Linked DNA regions of Homo sapiens: region 2 is linked to region 1. The links are chromatin loops, found by intact Hi-C in ENCODE. Cell type or tissue: IMR-90. All regions are shown on one strand. Links, peaks and the distances in the headings refer to the core of each region. The heading gives the core; the rest is flanking DNA.

What was found. A loop is a pair of places that touch in the nucleus more often than their neighbours do. Peaks named below come from ENCODE experiments on the same cell type or tissue, not always from the same donor. Only the 100,000 strongest peaks of a DNase experiment are listed, where the experiment ranks them.
Region 2: a loop joins it to region 1, with 2.0 times the contacts of the local background. A loop is called at or near these places in 2 of 110 quality-filtered maps.

Annotation. Positions count from the first base shown.
Region 1 is chr2:72,273,659-72,282,411 of GRCh38, reverse strand. All of the region lies in intron 20 of EXOC6B (exocyst complex component 6B), which reads left to right. Among named protein-coding and RNA genes, the nearest start is that of CYP26B1, 130 kb to the right of the region's middle. In IMR-90, for the core only: no CTCF peak of the experiment used is centred there; a DNase peak (open chromatin) is centred at 4,201.
Region 2 is chr2:72,194,159-72,202,911 of GRCh38, reverse strand. The region is part of intron 20 of EXOC6B (exocyst complex component 6B); the gene reads left to right. Among named protein-coding and RNA genes, the nearest start is that of CYP26B1, 51 kb to the right of the region's middle. In IMR-90, for the core only: a CTCF peak has its summit at 3,750; no DNase peak of the experiment used is centred there.

The DNA of each region.
Region 1 (8,753 bases), core at 547-8,546:
TATCCTTTTACTGGTTATCCTAAACTCTACAACAATCATTCTTATTAGTCTAATATAATTGTAACAAATCCCAGAAAATCTTCAACTTTAGACTACTTTAATTCAATTTATTCCATTCCTACATTTTTATTGCTGCTATTGTGCATTTTGACTTCATATTTTAAATCCCAAAGATCATCAGTATTATTTTTAGTATGGACAATATTTATTTACATGTATCCATCTATTTACCCTTTTGTTGCTTTTCATATTTTAAAAAATATTTATTTTAGTGTAGGCCTACAGATGTTGAATCATCTCAGCTTTTGTTTGCCTGGAAAAGTCTTTTTGTTGGCAGGGGGTGAGGAGGGCTTCATTATTGAAGAACATTTTCCTTGGGTATTGAATTCTAAGTTGCCAATTATTTTCTTTTAGCATTCAAATATGTAGTTCCATTGTCTTCTGGTTTCTCTCATTTTAAAAAATGAAGTCAGGTATCAGTCTTGTTGCAGCTTCTTGGAAGATGATGTATCTTTCTTATTTGTCTATTTAAAATTTTTATTATTTTAGAGATGTGGTCTCACTGTGTTGCCCAGAATGTTCTCTTCATCTTCAGTTTTTGGCAGTTTTACTCTAATGTGCCTTGGCACATGGTTTTCTTTGTGTTTTTCCTGTGTAGGGTTTAAGATTCCTCTTGAACCTGACTTGATGTCTTTCATCAGTTTAGAAAATTTGCAGTTATTATATCTTCAAATTGTCTTTTTCCCCCATTCTCCATCTTCCACTGGGACTGTATATGCACATATGTTGTTTTGCTTTCCGCTTCAGTCTAGATTTTGCTTCTGTCTAGACATTTTGTACTCACCAGTGTTCCAGTTTACTCATCCTCTATCCAATCTGTTCTTAAATCTCTCTGCTATATTCTTAGTTTTAACTATTCTTTTTTTCAGAGCTAGAATTTATTTTTTAAATATTTCAATTGTGTGGTGAAATTCTGTATTTTATTCTCTATTTTAAAGTCTATTTCTGATTTCACTCACCTGTAGTACTGTTTCTATTGTCTGCTTTTCTCATATCTCTGTTCTTGATAAGTCTGATAACTTTTTACTGAATCCCAGCCATTAGACATGAAAAATTGTAGTGGCCCTGGATATTCTCTTCTAGAGAGATTCATTCTATTTTCTGGCAGGCATCCAGAGTAAAGGGGATCATCACCTCAATACATTCAGGAACTTTGTAGTTCTGCAGCAGCAATGCAGTTTTGCAGCAATGTAGTTTTTCGAAGGTTCAGTCTACATTTTGCTCATACCAACTATTATAGGTATCCCTTTATGTGTCCCAACTGGGAGCATAGTGCATTTTAGCAAGGCTCCTTCTAGGTGGAACCTGGACTCCAATTTTTATCTTGTCAGCATTAGGAGTCTTCAGATAACTCTATTTTTTAGCCATTTTCTGCTTGGCTTTCTGCCCTTTGCCCTCTATAGCTTAGCATTGGCCTATGCCAATAGGCTGTTTTCTGTTCTTCCCTTTTCTCTGCACTCTTGCTCCCCTGGCATCATCAAACTCGTTTTTGTTTATCCAGCTGTGAGTTTGCCAGCAGTTCTCTTAGCCTCTTTGCCTCTCTTTCAACACCAAAAATATATGGTATGTGGCATTTTGTATTCATCTCAGTGAGCTCCCTTTCTCTTCCAGATCTTGTATCCTCAAGTCCTGGATGCCTCAGCAACTCTCTGATGCTTCCAAGCAGCCTTTTTATTTTTTAAAATGTTTGTCTCTGGTTTTTCTAATTGTCTTTGATAGAATATTGGTCTGCTACAAATTACTCCATGATACCCCAAAACTTGTTTAGTGACTTAAAATGGAAATTCTAACTGATGTCATTACCACCTTTAACACTTTGAAACCTCAAGGGTTCCTAAGCATGGCTAGATTAAATGATCTCTGAAGTTATGTTTAATTTTAATGTCCAGTGATTCTTATAGGTTAACATTTTAAACTTTTATACCCATATTGGTATACAGGTCATTTCTTTTTGCTTAATTCTAACATCTGTGTTATCTTGACATTTTCTAAAAAAAAAGGGTTATGAGCACAGGTGTGTAAAAAGAAGCAGAAAAAGTAGTGAGTTAATGTGTTTGAAACATATCTGAATTAATTTATGAAGCAGGCATAAGTGATGCCTGCTTCATCACTGATCTATGATAGGACTCTCAAAAAAAGAATATGATAATGAAACAGAGAAATAAAAGTAAAGAAAGGAGGAAAATGGAAGAACTAGAATGATAAAAAAAATTAATGAAGACCAGAAGTTGTAATGACTAAGGCCCTACATAGATTAAGTACTCAATAAATGCTTGCCATGAGACAAATGAAAAATGTATTTTTAAGAAGCATTTCTTGGTTTCAGTAAAGCAGATTTTTGTTGTTGTTGCCATCATTGTTAGATGTTGTTATTCCTCAGTCATGAGTTTCTAAATGGCTCAGTACCTTTAAAAAAGTTATCTAAATTTAGCCTATAATCTCAGCACATTGGGAGGCTGAGGTGGGTGGATCACTTGAGCTCACGAATTCGAGACCAGCCTGGGCAACATGGCAAAACCCTGTCTCTTAAAAAAAACAAAAACAACAACAACAAAAAAAACCCAAATATTATTAGCTGGGTATGGTTGTGCATGTCTGTAGTCCCAGCTACTCGGGAGGCTGAGGTGGGAGCATGGCTTGAGCCTGGGAGGCAGAGGTTGCAGTGAGCTGAGATCACACCATTGTACTCCAGCCTGGGCAACAGAGCCAGACCTTGTCTCAAAAACATAAAAAAGAAAGAAAAATTATCTACACTTTTTCTGCTATTTCAATAATGTTGATCCATAAGAGAAAGGTAAATTTAGTAGGAGTTCCTTTGCTATTAAAATTTTGTGAAGAATATGGTCTGTAGCTCAGAATCATGTTTTATCACATACAAAAAAAGCTACTCTTTAATATTTGGGCCCTTATACAATTTTTGTGTGCATCAAGGTCCAAATTTCCAAATCCATCTGATCCTCTACTCTAGCCATTTAAATTCTAATTTAAGGACTGGGTCACATAAAGGGAAACTAAAGTGTGATTTTGTAACTCCAGAAGGCCTAGCAGAGGAATACAGGAACAGATCTTAGCACTGGAATATAGTACTGTGACCACAGGACTCTTCACTTCTGAGAATATCCAGTCTCTCTGTTCTAGATCCAGGTTAGCCCTGATTCAAATACTAAAGAGGAAGAGAGAAACAGAGTAAGAAGGAAGAGATAGTGAAGGGAAGGATATGGTGATTGGAATGAAAATCCTTTTGGTATCATGGAGCAACTATTGGTATACTTGCCCTACAAATTGAATATGGCTCTGATTCTGCCTTTTATCTTAGTAGTGTCCTGAATCTAGTTGAATTTAATATATCCTGAGGCTTACCCTGGAACAAACCCAGAGCCATGAGTTTTTTCCACACTCATCCCACAGCTTTAATCCCCTAGAGGTGAGCTTGTATCCTTGAGCCTTGTGGATATTAAATACAAATTGCCTCAGTATTCAAAATTGTGGCAATTTACTTGCAAAGTCGATACATTTCTTTTGTATGTCTCCTTTAACCCTTTATGTACCTAGGGTCTCACATGAGGCCCTAAATCAAATATGCACTAGGAACAGTACTAGATATTTTCATAAATCCTATTTTTTATCTGAAGAATAATCTTGTGAGGTAGCAATTATTATGCCACCTACAGAGATGAGAAACAGATGCCAAAGTGTTCTCAATCAATATCATACAGCCATTAAGTAGCAAATTCTAAATTTGAGTCCCAGTGTTTTGACTTCAAGTTCAATGTTCTTTTTAGGACCCCAGAGGATATCAATATATATTTGGCTGATTGTTGATTGAGAAGGAACAATTCTCTTAAAATGAAAAGCAGACATTAAATGACTTCTTTGCCTTGGTTTGACACTCACCACCTCCTTTGAATGTCAGACAAGGGAAAAGATCAGTTTAATTGTTGCCATTTATAAGTGGGAAAGTTGAGACCAAATATGCTGTATTGAAGGCCTCAGCTTTCAATTGTCCCTCTACATTTCTCATTAAGGAAAGTTGAGATGCATGGAGGTTGTCACCTTGTTGAAGGTCAAATGGAGTGTTTCTGCAATGAATAGAGTCTGATGTGATGACTAGTCTCATATGATCCCTGTGATGACTCAGGATTTCTGGGTGAATGCAGAGTGAGGAAGAGAAGGAGATTTCATTCCTGCTCACTCAAAATGACAAATTCTGCACTGAAAGTAAATTTTTCCTATCTGAAGCAGATAGTGTATTTTTTGAGTTTAATGTAGCAAACATTTTTTGAATGCTTAGTATGGGCTGTGACTTATGAGAAGAACGTATAAACAGGCCAAAGCTCCCGCCTTCAAGAGATGATAATTTTTTTTAATTTTTACAATTTCTGGTTTTTATTTCATACATATATATTGCAACTGAGCAAAATTAGTAACCTTGGAAGAAAGGTGAAAAACAGCCAGTGTCCACTGGGGTTACAGAATGGAGATGATAATTTTATATAAAAAAAAATGGGGTATAATTAATTTTGGTGAAATGATTTGCTACTTACAAATACCTACTTTTGGCCAGGCATGGTGGCTCACACCTGTAATCCCAGCACTTTGGGAGGCTGAGGCAGTAGGATCACTTGAGGTCAGGAGTTCAAGACCAGCCTGTCTGACATGGTGAAACCTCACTACTACTGAAAATACGAAGAAATTAGCTGGGTTTGGTGGTGGGCGCTTGTAATCCCAACTACTCAGGAAGCTGAGGCACAAGAATTGCTTGAACCCAGGAGGCGAAGGTTGCAGTCAGCCAAGATTGTGCCACTGTACTCTGCACTCCAGCATGGGTGACTATCTCCAGAAAAAGAAAAAAAAAAAACAAATACATACTTTCTAATTATTACCAACATCCATATCTTACTAGCTTTGAAGCTGTGTTGCATAGAAGCCAGTAGTTCTATTGAGCTCCCTTGGGTATGATTCTATGCTGTGGTGGTAGAAGTTGGGGGAATGGAGGAAGGTTGAAGGACTGAGCTGATAGGTGTCTGGGTGGTTTAACCAGAAGATTATTGCAATTTGGAAATCATAAATTTGCATAAGCAGCTTTGACTCTATATTTTTATATATTGGACTTTTTTATAAAATTTATTTGTGGGGAAGAAAGGCTCTGCAACTGAAAAAATGTAAATCACTGGATTCAGCAACAATAACAAAACATTCAGTCTTTTATGGGAGGGCACTTAACTAAATGCTTTATGGTCTTGCAGCAACCAAAAATTACCTCCCTGATTTGGAAATCAGCATTGAGATAATCTGTGGTTAAGATTTAGGAGTGAAAGGGGCTGTTATACTACTCACTTGTTTGCCAAAATGATCCTCTGAAGAAGGAATGAGTGAACAGTATAGAAATTGTCGTTTTATCAAAGAAGATTGACAAGGCATATCAGGCTGTAAGAAAGCACATGCAGACCAACCAGGTGGTGATTTAAGTGCCAGGGAAGACTTAAAGCAAGTTGAGGTAAGGTCCCATACTACTCATAATTGTTTCAAGAGGAATAGATGGCCAAGAATAAAATATGTTATTGGATTCTATACTTATTTTTGGTCTCTTTAAGTCAACTTACAAAATGAACAAGTTAATACTATGAGCAGTTGAGTCATTTATATCATTTGAAAAAAATAATTAAAACAAAAATCAGCTTAGCTCTGTGAAATGGGAAATGAGATTTCCATTTCACTTCACACAGTGTGAGTGATGAGTTAAGCAGAAAGCATTCCTGAGAAAAAGCTTTCAGGCCACTAGTTTGAGATTTTAAGTAGGAAAATGGGTCAGTTGGTCCTAGAGAGCATTTTTACAAAACTTGTCATTCTGGCACACGATACATGTAAAAAAATCACATCTGAAATGACTCCTCTCATTGATGTTAACTGGGCTCTTTCAGCCTAAATGATAAGAGAAAGAGCCCTTGTCTGGAGAAAACACCTACCTCTCTGAGAACTTCCTTTTCTATACCTACTCACTGAGAGAGTAGCAGGAATTCAGCTTTTGTCCCAGGTCCCTTCCATGCAGAATCAAACTTCCACTATTGTGATCACTTAAGAATTTAATACAAGGCTGCTTTTGAGCCAGTTTTGTTTCTGGCAGTGATGCAGTCATCGGGTATCTAGAAACTCCTGTAAGAGTCTACCCCCAAAGTGGAGGCCCTTCTCCCATGAGCCAGAATCACCTCACTAAAATGGCCATTGACACTGAACCCCTCAAAACACTCCAGAGGTCAGGTGTTGTGTCTCTCCTTCCCTTTTCCACCCTCCTCTATCTCCATCTCTCTTCCTTCTCCATCCCCCACTCCCTACTTCCTTCATAGCTACTAAGTGCTCTCTCAGGAATGTTTGAAGGTGAGGATTTAGGTCTGGGCAACCTGTTACAAATATGAATTGTTACCATGAACTCCGAGTGGCCTCTCAGCTTTGCTGACAGAAATTTACTCCATGTAGACCACCACCCCCCAAAAAAAATTAAGCAGGTAAGGTCATTTGGAGTTGAAACAAGCATGTAGTCGGTGTGTTTGAAAATGAAATTATAATTAACCTGCTGATGGCTGTGAGGTGTTACCTTGAACTCTGTGTGGCCTCTTGGCACAGCGGCTGAACTTGCTTTATTGAATACCCAGAGACCTGAACAGGTGAAATCAGGATATGTCCAGGGCCAATTGTACTTGTAGAAAGATTATATCTTTTTTAGTGCTGATTGTAAGAGGGTTGAGGATTAATTGAGCAGCACTAATAAGAAAATAAAAATGAGTTTGACCATCCATGTCTATGTGAAGCATAACATTGGTTAAAACTGCTGAGGAAAATGACTTGACATGCTCACTTTGTGAATTGATTTCTGAAGTGATGAGAGGTTACCAGGCCTGATAGTGGCCTAGAAGATTATTGCAATTTGGAAATCATATAGCATCTACATGTTTAGGGAAACTTTGTAATTACCAGCTGTGAGCCATGAAGTGTTGCTTGAACTCCAAGTGGTCTGTTGACACATGGGTTAGACAACTTTATGGAACTATTCAAAATGAGGTAGGTAAAACCCTACAGCAGTAACTTAGCATTGTTAATGACAGGGAGGGGTGGTGAAGTCATTTATGGTGTAGAATGAATGTATCTCAGATAAACTTTAACTCTATCTTGTCCATTAAATGTTATTTTAAAGTAAATATGCAAATTACTAGCTCACATAATCGACGAAATTGAATAATGGTGCTACAGTTATCAAGTGGGTACTAGGTTAAGGGAATACTGTAAACGATTTATTTGACAGTCACTCATGACAGCTGGTCACTGCTTTAGACTGGCAAAAAAATCCATCTCATCCCTTTGTCACACTGAATAAAAAAGAACTCTGCATCATTCTGTTGCCTCTGTCTTCTTATCTATTCCCTCTAATTATGTAATATCATTCCACGGTAAAGTTACACTTTATAAAAGCAAAAAAATTTGGGTCCCTTTTGTTTTGGCTGAGAACATCTTTCGTTAGACTAAACAAACTGTTTAGCTTCACTCTGTGCTTTTGACAGGCTGGCTGGAATGAATGCTTCTGTTGGCTTAATAAACAAAGAATAATAATCCAAAATGGCTTTTATTACGGGGTGGATTTACACTATTCATGAGATTGGAATGATCTAATTGTTCACGTCTCTGCTTAGTTTAAGTATTTATGTGTATAAGTGACGCTGAAGTTTTCCTATTTCAAAAGAAGTTTCAGTTAGGACACACATATAAACCTGCTTTGTCTTCCCAAACTCCTCCCTTAATAGCAGCCTGTGTTAAATACTCTTGTCTTTCCTGTAGAATACTTAAATGAAAAAGAAACTTTACAAGGTACTCACTGGTAACCCAGGCTCCTTATCTCAAGTAAATGTCATTTCACTTGGTTGGTGATTAAGGTTCGACATTGCAAAATACTTTGTATTTGTCCAGTGTATTTTATCTCAATCAAATGCACAAGCTTAGAAATGGACTAGAATCTTTACACCAATTATAGGCATGATCATGTCAGCTTAGTATTTTAAAAAATTGACTTTACAGTCCCATTTCAGGATCCTGTTTAGATTTTGTTGGACTTCTGTGTTATATTTCTGTGTAACTTGGAGTATTTGTCTAAATGTGTAGGACCTCAGGTAATTTTATTTCTCTGATTTCAATGTCTGGTACATGTTCTCCAACTTACAGACACATTCAGATAGTTAGAAGCATCATAGTTTATTTGTTCTATTTCTATACTCTGGGATTAATTTGTTTCTCAGTACCTGCCTTCCTGTGAAGCCTTCCCTCATCATTTCATTCCAAACGCTGAACTCTTATTATATTGTCTATAGCATGTGTAATGGTGGCAGATATATTATAAAACTTACATAGATATCCACATTAACATCAGCATGTATCATAAACTTTATCATAGTTATTTTACATATTTTTCTCAGTGTTCCCACTGCTTTCGCATAGTAGACCCGTCCCCACCCCCATTACTGCTAAAGTGGCCTTTCTGAAAGACAAATTAAATTGATCATTCCTCTGCTTAAAACTCTTCAAGGTCTATCACCTCCAAGGAAGGTCCTAAGCCCTTGCATATAAGTACCTTCTCAGGCCAGCCCCTGCCTGCCTTTCCAGTTTAATTTTCTACCATTCTCTTGGTATATCCACATCAAATGTGTTGC
Region 2 (8,753 bases), core at 452-8,451, 79 kb after region 1:
CAGGATTCCTAAACTCCCTACCCTCTGTCCCCGGCTCAGTGCTATAAAATGTTTGTGAAATCCATAAAGGGGACAGGAGGTGGGAAAGTTTGGGGAATATTTAGCTGCTAAAGAGATCTTCAAGTCAGGAATGTGACTCGTCACTAGATGAGAAGGACTAGTCAAGGAGACTGGCTAAAACAAGGTGATTTTTCAGTGTCACCTTAGTATCTACTTCTGAATGATTTTCTTGTAGACATGGGAGAGATCTCAGGTAAAAAAAATAGGTTTTTTTCTCCCACAGCTTGCTCATGGTATAAACTGTGGGTGTTCCCCTTCAAATAATCACTGCTTATGATCTGGCCCTTGGTAAGGTCCTAGAGGGAACTCTGCTTCCACAGAACAAGCCATGTGGATAAATGCTAATCTGGAGAATACCTGTCTGTCCTGGGCTCACACAGAATATGGACATGATGGTTCTGGGGTTGGGAGAAGGGAATTGTAACTTGGATGAAAGCCAGGGGCTGCTGTCTATATTACATTGAAGCAAAAGTCAGAACAACTCCTGTTGTTTTAAAGTTCACAAAGGGCAGTTTTTAGTTGCTTTTTAAAAATCTCCTTGAATAATAAGGATACCCTGTGGTAATGGTGTTGTTAACTATAATAACAAGATGAAGTTTTCAAGTGCTTTCACTTACTGTGTCTCCTCTCATATCCTTATTCAAGAAATTGGAGCAGGTTTTTAAAAATTCACCTGATTGAGAAACTGCTGCACAACAAGCCATATATAGACCAGAAATGATAAATACATAGATCTAATGTTGGATCAAGGCTTCCTTGCCATCAGAGACTAAGACCTTATTGCTTAGCCACACAAGAAATTAGAAGATTAAGCTTGTCCATGTAGAATAAGGCAAGAAGTCTTTCCATCCTAGCATCTTTGAGAATGATACCAAGCTTTCCCACAACAAGGAGGTTTCTTTTTTCTCCTAGTATCTTCTTCCCATCCAACCCAAACACTGGTAGTGGGCACTTAGCTGAATTCAATAAATTCAGTAATTTATTGAAGTTCAAGGAAAATGTAAACTTGGACTCTCAATTCAATAACTTGCAACCTCACACAATAACTATGGAAGCAGAGCCTGTTCCTCTCTACCATCCTGGGTCAGCCTCAAATACTTTTGAAAATCTTATAGAGACTTGCTGATCCATTCCCAAAGACTTAGAAATGGGGATGTAACTCCCTAACATTACAATTCAGAGAAGAAATAGTTTGTGTTTATCTTAATTCTGGTCAGGGTAGGCATAGTGATGTCAGCTTTACTGTGCTTTCTTTATTCCTCTCCATGTTCTCTTCCAAGGAGAGATGAATTTCCTTTCAGTTATCTCATTAAGAGTCCTTCCTGAACTAATCATCTGAGTTTTCTCTGCCACTTGCTGTGGGATCAAATTCAGGGAGTATTTAAGCTGGTTCACTAAATGGCCTGCTATTTTTTTTTACATCATTTCACATATATAGTGATAAAGGATGATAACCCCTTCTCACCATACTCACCTAGCAGGCTGCCTGCTTTCTGGGCACAAGCAACACCCCATTCTTCTATCATCTGGAAACACAACTGTACAAATTTCCATCATGAAAAAATTGATGAATACATTGTAGTATATTTAAGTATACTTCTGCGGTGGAAAACACTATTTGGCAGTTAAATGAACTAGATTTAGATGGATCAACATGGATGGATCTTGAAAACATAAGATTGAATGAAAAAAGCAAGTTGCAGAATATTATGTATAATGTCACATATGTATGCCTAGTATGTGTGTGTGTGTATATATATATATAAACTAAAAAACAGAACATTACCATATATTATTTATCTATTAAAAGCATAAAAACATATAGCAGATACATAACAAAATCATGATAGCAGCCTTCATCAGGAAGGTGAAAGAATGGAGAGAAGGCAGGGGGATTTCATCTTTATTTATGATGTTTTATTTTTTAAAACAAAGGGAGGATCTGAAGTAAACTGGACAAATCATTAACATTTGTTCACTGAGGTAAGATGGATTTTACATTCTCTTTTATTTTTATTTTTTAATTAAAAAACGAAACTCCCTTTCCTTCTCCTTCACCTCTCTAGGCACCTGACCTGTGTACTATTCTCAAAGATTTTTGTTCTCCTCTAGCTGATTAAATTGCATCATATATTAGAAAGAAAAGTGGATTCAAATCAGGGGCCTGTATTCCAACCACAGCCCCATTCATGGTAGCTTTGCTGTAATGAATCTTTCCAGACCTCAGTTTCCTCCTGTGCAAGATGAAATAATAGTACAGTTCTCTACAATTCCTCACGGTCTATCATTTTATCAGTCCCATTTCTGCTAAATGCTAAGAACTACTCTCTATACCATAGCTTCACTGGCCTGGCACAGTGGCTTGTGCCTGTAATCCCAGCACTTTGGAAGGCCAAGATAGTGGGAGAACAAAAGTTTGAGACCAGCTTTGGCAATATAGCAAAACCCTGTCTCTACCAAAAATAAATAAATAAAAATTATTTTAAAAAGAAATTCATTAGATTTAGAATCTTAGAGCTGGAGGGACATTAGATATCTGGTCATCAGTAAATGTGAGTTTTAGAAGGAATCCTGAGTTGCAAGGCTACTAATGACAAATCCAGGGCTACAGTACTGGTCTTCTCTCTTCTATTTCAGAAGTCTAAAAATCTCTCAAGCCGGGTGCAGTGGCTCATGCTTGTAATTCCAGCACTTTGGGAGGCCAAGGTGGGCGGATCACCTGAGGTCAGGAGTTCAAGACCAGCCTGGCCAACATGGTGAAACCCCGTTTCTACTACAAATACAAAAATTAGCAGGGGGTGGTGGCACACGCTTGTAATCCCAGCTACTCGGGAGGCTGAGGCAGGAGAATCACTTGAACCCGGGAGGTGGAGGTTGCAGTGAGCCGAGATCGTGCCGTTGCACTCCAGTCTGGGTGAGAAGAATGAAACTCCGTCTCAAAATAAAAATAAAAATAAAAACCTCCCAAAAGCCGAAAGAATATGTCTGCAGCTACCAAAGGAAAGCAGGATGACTAATGGTATGTTTGTTAACCAAAAGACAGATAATATGGAACAAACTAAAAGGTCTAGGGTTTCAGGATGTTTTGAAAATGCCAGGCAGAATTCGGGCAAAAATTGTTTCATGTAGGATGCTTGATCCCTTAGATGAGAATTCTGAGAAGTAATATTGTGACAGTTTCTGGCATGAGGACAGAAAGGAGATTCTGATAGAAAAGGAAGGGTATTCATGGTGATGGGGAATGGCGGTGGAGAGGAAGCTATTTGTCCTACTAGGGTTTAGGTAATTTAAAACCTCACTGTTTCTTTGAGCATTAACTGCCCTTGGTCATTGAAACCTGCCAGAGGCCCGTAGCCAGCCTTACCCTCTGCCTATAAAAATTCATAGTGAGCAAAGACAAAGAGAAAAATTAAGACATATCTCTTCACTTTCCCCATCCTCCCAAATACAAACACGTATTTCTGAATAGTCTTCAGCAAGTTTTGCTTCTTAGACTTGGCCAAGATTTTTAGCAAGCACTTACCTACTGGGCCTGCTTGTATGCATTGCCTTTGAGGATCCTGGAATTGAGTGTGGTGCTGAACTGTAAGGTAGCCTTACCCTTTAAGTCAGCTGTCTAATAAAATCACCTTGAAAATCTAAATAGAATTTCCAATCTTCCGTGGTGTGTGGCTCAATATTACAGCCTAGTGGTTGTCAGAAATCACAGTGACTCACTAGCCAGCTCTGGGTGGGACTCTGTTCTTTCGTCTGATATTCACACTTACTGCACCACTCTCTCTTCATGTGGTTCCCTTAGTGAATTCTGTTGCTTCCTGGAATCTCATTGAGTTTCTGCTCTGCTCTTCTTGGAGGTTCTTTCCAGCTTTAAACATGAATAAAGGCTAGGAAAGCCAGGCAATGATTCAACCAGCCCTTGTCACACAGTCATAGTTGCCTCATACCAGGATTTAAATATGGTCCCCACTTTGGACTTTCCTGACCCATGCACCCCAGATTAGTAGTCATCTGATTTCAGTGTTGTTTCCTGTTGAATTGTGTAAGTACTGGCATAGCTTAAGCAAAAGACACATACAAAAGAACTCAGAGATGTATTGGTTCATCTGCTTTTGTTTGGAATGAGAACAGTTATGGGGAACAGTGCAGACCTGAGCTCTTGGCATAGTAGAAGGATGTTAAAGAGACTTAACTTCAAATCTAGTAGCTTTGGAGTTAAAGAGACTTAAATTCATATCTAAGGCCTGCTATTTACTACTTTCTTTGTACTTACTACTTACTTTGTACTTACTACTACTTTGCTATTTATTTACTTTCTTATTCACATCTAGCAAAATAATAACCTATCTCACAGAATTATGTAAAGGATCCAATAACGTTATCTAAGTTAAACATATGTCACTTAGCCAACACTTGGTTCTCAGTAAATATCTATAAATTTCTTTTTCTCTGCCTTATAATTTTACTTGGCCTGATCTGAAAAGTCCTTTTCAAAATGGACCCAGCTAGTAGAGAAAGGGGAAAAGGAGGAGGCAGCCTGCTCTGTGAGAGAGCAGGCCCTTAATGCTTTGTTGGTTTTCCTTGGAGGCAAGAGTTCTTTTGGGATCTGTTCTGAAGGCCATTTGTTTAGCTCATCTGAAAACATGGTGTTCTAAGCAGGCTTGACAACACTGGCTTGAACCTGAAATATGTTTCTTTTCATATTGGCCCTATGTCCTCTTTGTGGGACATATATGTCAGCTCAGCTGGTGGGCAAAAGTTAGGACTGGTAATGACCCTAATTAATGTGGTATACCCTGCCAATGAGAGAACGCTCTGGGAATGTGAGAGGCATGTAGATCATGGGGCAATATCCAACATTCTCCTCTTTGCTCTGTCCTGTGTCCTATCCAGCTTCAAAACCCTATACAAAAGTTTCAGACTGATGGCCCAATGAGTGATTGGCATAATGTTTTTAAAACATCTAAATGTGAATGCCTTTAGGAGGATTATGTACTCTAGTTTTCCATAGCCCCCACTACCCACTATCATATTTCATCTGCCTGATTCATTCATTTATATTGTGTGCCTGGTCTCTAAAGGCAACTGATTTTGAAAAACCTGCCTTGTGATCACATTTTAGTCTTCCTTGTCTCCTCCAACATTCAGTCAGCCTTCAAATCCTTCAGTCCGACCTGAGACAGTGGCCATTCCTCTGTCATCCTGTTGTTGCCATCCCAATCCAGATCCTCATTGTCTCAGATCTTCCTGATTAGAAATTTTCTCCTCTAGTCCATCTTGTATGCTACTGCCAAATTTATCCCACTAAATAAATTGCTACTGAAATGTTACCACTCCCCGTGGAATATAGATTATTTTTAAGTCCTTAGACTGAGAGTCAGTACTCCAGTACTCTGCATAGTCTAACCCCACCACTTCCTCTTCAGCCTCTTCACTGCTATTCCTTTATATGCCCTCTGCTTTCATCCAATTAGCCCTTGACAGAGGCTCGAAAGGGAATGGAGGAAAAGATCAGGCTTGGGAGTCAGATTGTCATGGGTCCAAGTCCTGACTCTGTCACTTACTGCATATGTTCCTTTTGGCCCATTCTTTTAACCTTTTTGGGATTTCTTTTCTTTATCTATAAAATGGAGGTACCTACCTCTTCTGCTGTTGATTTTCCTCGGGATCAAATGAAATGGGTAAGTAAGATAACTAGCCCAGTATGGCACATAATAGGTATTCAAGAAATGTCTATTTTCTTCTTCCTTTGAATACATCTCAGCTACTCCTATTTCTGCTCCTTTGCTTCCACTAGTCTCTTTGCTTGAAATTCCCTTCATTCTCTTCTGTTTACCTAAATCATGCCCAACTTTTTGGCAGACTGGAACTTAAAATATTTTGGGCCTGATTTTCCCTTGATCTGAATGCATATGGTACTCAATGCCTGGGCCCCTCCTTTGACCCTCAAGGACAGATAGCATGCTGGTGAACACTTTTTATCTATTTATTTAATCCCACTTATGTCCAAAGTAGACTTGAAGTGGCTCGTTAAATTTTTACATAAAAACTAATTAGTAAATAGAATTGAAAGGAGGAAAATGAACTTAATGACAAAGGAAGTAACAAATATACCACCACTATAGGTCTGAAACTATCGTCTTCCTGGGAACTAGTGTTTACTTAACAAAATGTTTGGGAGGCAGAACCCTTTTGAAATTTGAAGTTTATGGATGGAAAACAAACAAACAAAAATGATCCCTTGGTGGTCAAGAACCACTTATCTAATGCTTCTTTGCTGAAACTATTGATTAGTTCCAAAATTTGGCAATGAAATTCTGAGTTGCAATTTTACTCAGTCTCTAGCCTTCAAATCCAAGTAAACAAAATTGATTTTAAATGCATATCTAGTTGGGCTAAAGATCTTAAGAAGTTAATTTGTCTAGTGCTGAGTCTTTCTACCAGACTCAAGCATATTTCATAGGCCACAGAGAGCCTAGCTTATTCTAAATTTACCCAGGGTATAAGGACATTACCTGCTTTACGATCCCTTAATGTTAGGTATTTTTTCTTCTGCCTATCATAGGATGCCTGGGTTGTAATTTGTAATAATGACTCATATAAGGCAAGATGTAATTTTCTACAACTATGTTTCTTAATTTATCCATTTATAAAAAATAACTTGAATCATTTTCATTATGAATTTGCAGTAGTTTTTCCTGCAGGTTATCACCCAGTGTCTCCAAAGTTTTTTGATTGAAATTCACTGTTGGTAAAAGACATTTTAAGGGCTGACCCCTAATATAGTTGTGTGTATAAAAATTTACTAATAAATTATAATTAGACATTGAGTAGCTGCAAAAGGTTATTCCCACATATAACTTTCTTCCCACTGCAGTTTAATAGACAGAACATTATCATTACCTTTGAAAGTCTGCTTGTACATACACACATACTAATATTAATAATTCAAGGCACAATATGTACTCAGGTTAAGTAAATTTCATTTTTCATAATAATGAATACAAATAATATAAATAGCTTTTTTGATAATTTCAGATTTGGGGGACTGACTTATCAAATCTGATTAGCTTATTACTATTATTATTTTATAATGTGGCTGATAAAGAGCTTGTATTATGATTAGGAGATTTTTGAGCTCTGCCATTTTCTCGATATTTGCTTACACTTACATTGTTAGTATTGTCTTCACTCTGTGGTCTCTTTGCAGGGATTTTATTTAAGCCACTTAGTCATTTTGTCCAGAGAGGGAGGGTAGTTTAGTTAACAACTCAATAATATAGTCCCTAATTCACCCACCTAGGAACCTTTAACAAGTCACACTATACTGCAAGAAAATAAACACTGGTCCATGGCTCCTACCTTCTTCTCCTACAACATCTGTGGCAGCAGTTCCATTGAAAATTCACACCTGCCTGCTTCTGCCACCCCAACAAGGGACAACTGAGTCAGCCCATGACAGGGGCCTCCCATCCTCCCCTTGAACATGTATGTGTACATGGTTATTATCAGCCAGTGTGATAATAGGTTTTCCTTCTGGTCCCTGCAGCAGGATAGATGCTGTCATCAGTGAGAAATGGCCCTACAGGACAGTCTCGGACTCAAAGGAATACTTGGTGTTGGCATTTTTATTTGGGAGTCTTCCTCTAGGCACCAGCTGGTAACAACAGGAGAATCTGAAGCCTCCCTATCTTTCTTTTTTTCTCTTTACCAAGAGAGAAAAGGTGAAAATTTTAGACAGAAAACCTATAAATCCACATTTATGCGGCAAATAAATATTTCTCAGGGTGATGTTCCCTTTCAGAGGAAGCTGCTGATAGGCAATTGGTCACTGATAAAGAACTTAATGAAGCTTCCATCCACCTGGAGCTGGGCTGCAGGGAAAGCAGGGAGCTGCACAGCCACTCTTTGTGCCTTCCCCTACCTCTTCTTCTGCCTTCACTCAACTAGGGAAAAGAAGAGGAGTTCAGACGTAGGGCCAGGAACCAACCTGTTACTGGCCGTTGTTGCAAAGCTCAGGTATAAGCTTGACCCCCTTAATCTACAGAGATCAGAAAAATTTGGAACCTCTCTCTACCACAGTTCCATAGCCTATGGAAAATCCAAAGGCCTCCTCCAGATTTCTGTGAATCCGTAGACACCTCCAGCCTTCTTGCTTCCTGCACTCCCAGTTCCATAGGGCAGTTCTGCAGCTTTCTAGGTGTGAAACAGCTTCTGCTCTGAGTTGTGCACACACACATATGCACACACACACACAGAGAGAGAGAGAGAGAGAGAGAGAGAGAAATCATTCACCCAAGCAATTGGGAGCAGAGTGGATTTGTCTAAAGACCGGGATTGAGGGGTTGGGTTTGTAAAGAAGGTTGATTGTGTCATGAATTGCACAGCAAACAGTTTTGAAAAGTCACTTACTAGATTCCCCAGGTCTCCAAAGTTGTCTGGAACCACAATACCATGAAGGATTTTCTTCTTAGCCCTTCTCACACATGTTAGTTAATCTCCTCTCTTCACATTCTGCCTCTCAAGAACCAGAATACCAAATTCCTTCTACCTTCTCTACTAGATGTCTTGGCACCTTGGGGGTCTCACCAAGCAGGATATTTCCCCAAACATGTTTTTCTCCCATAAAATAATTCTTACGCCAGTTGTTAAGATAATGAATTTTATGCCATCTCATTATAATGGGAAGGGTCTCT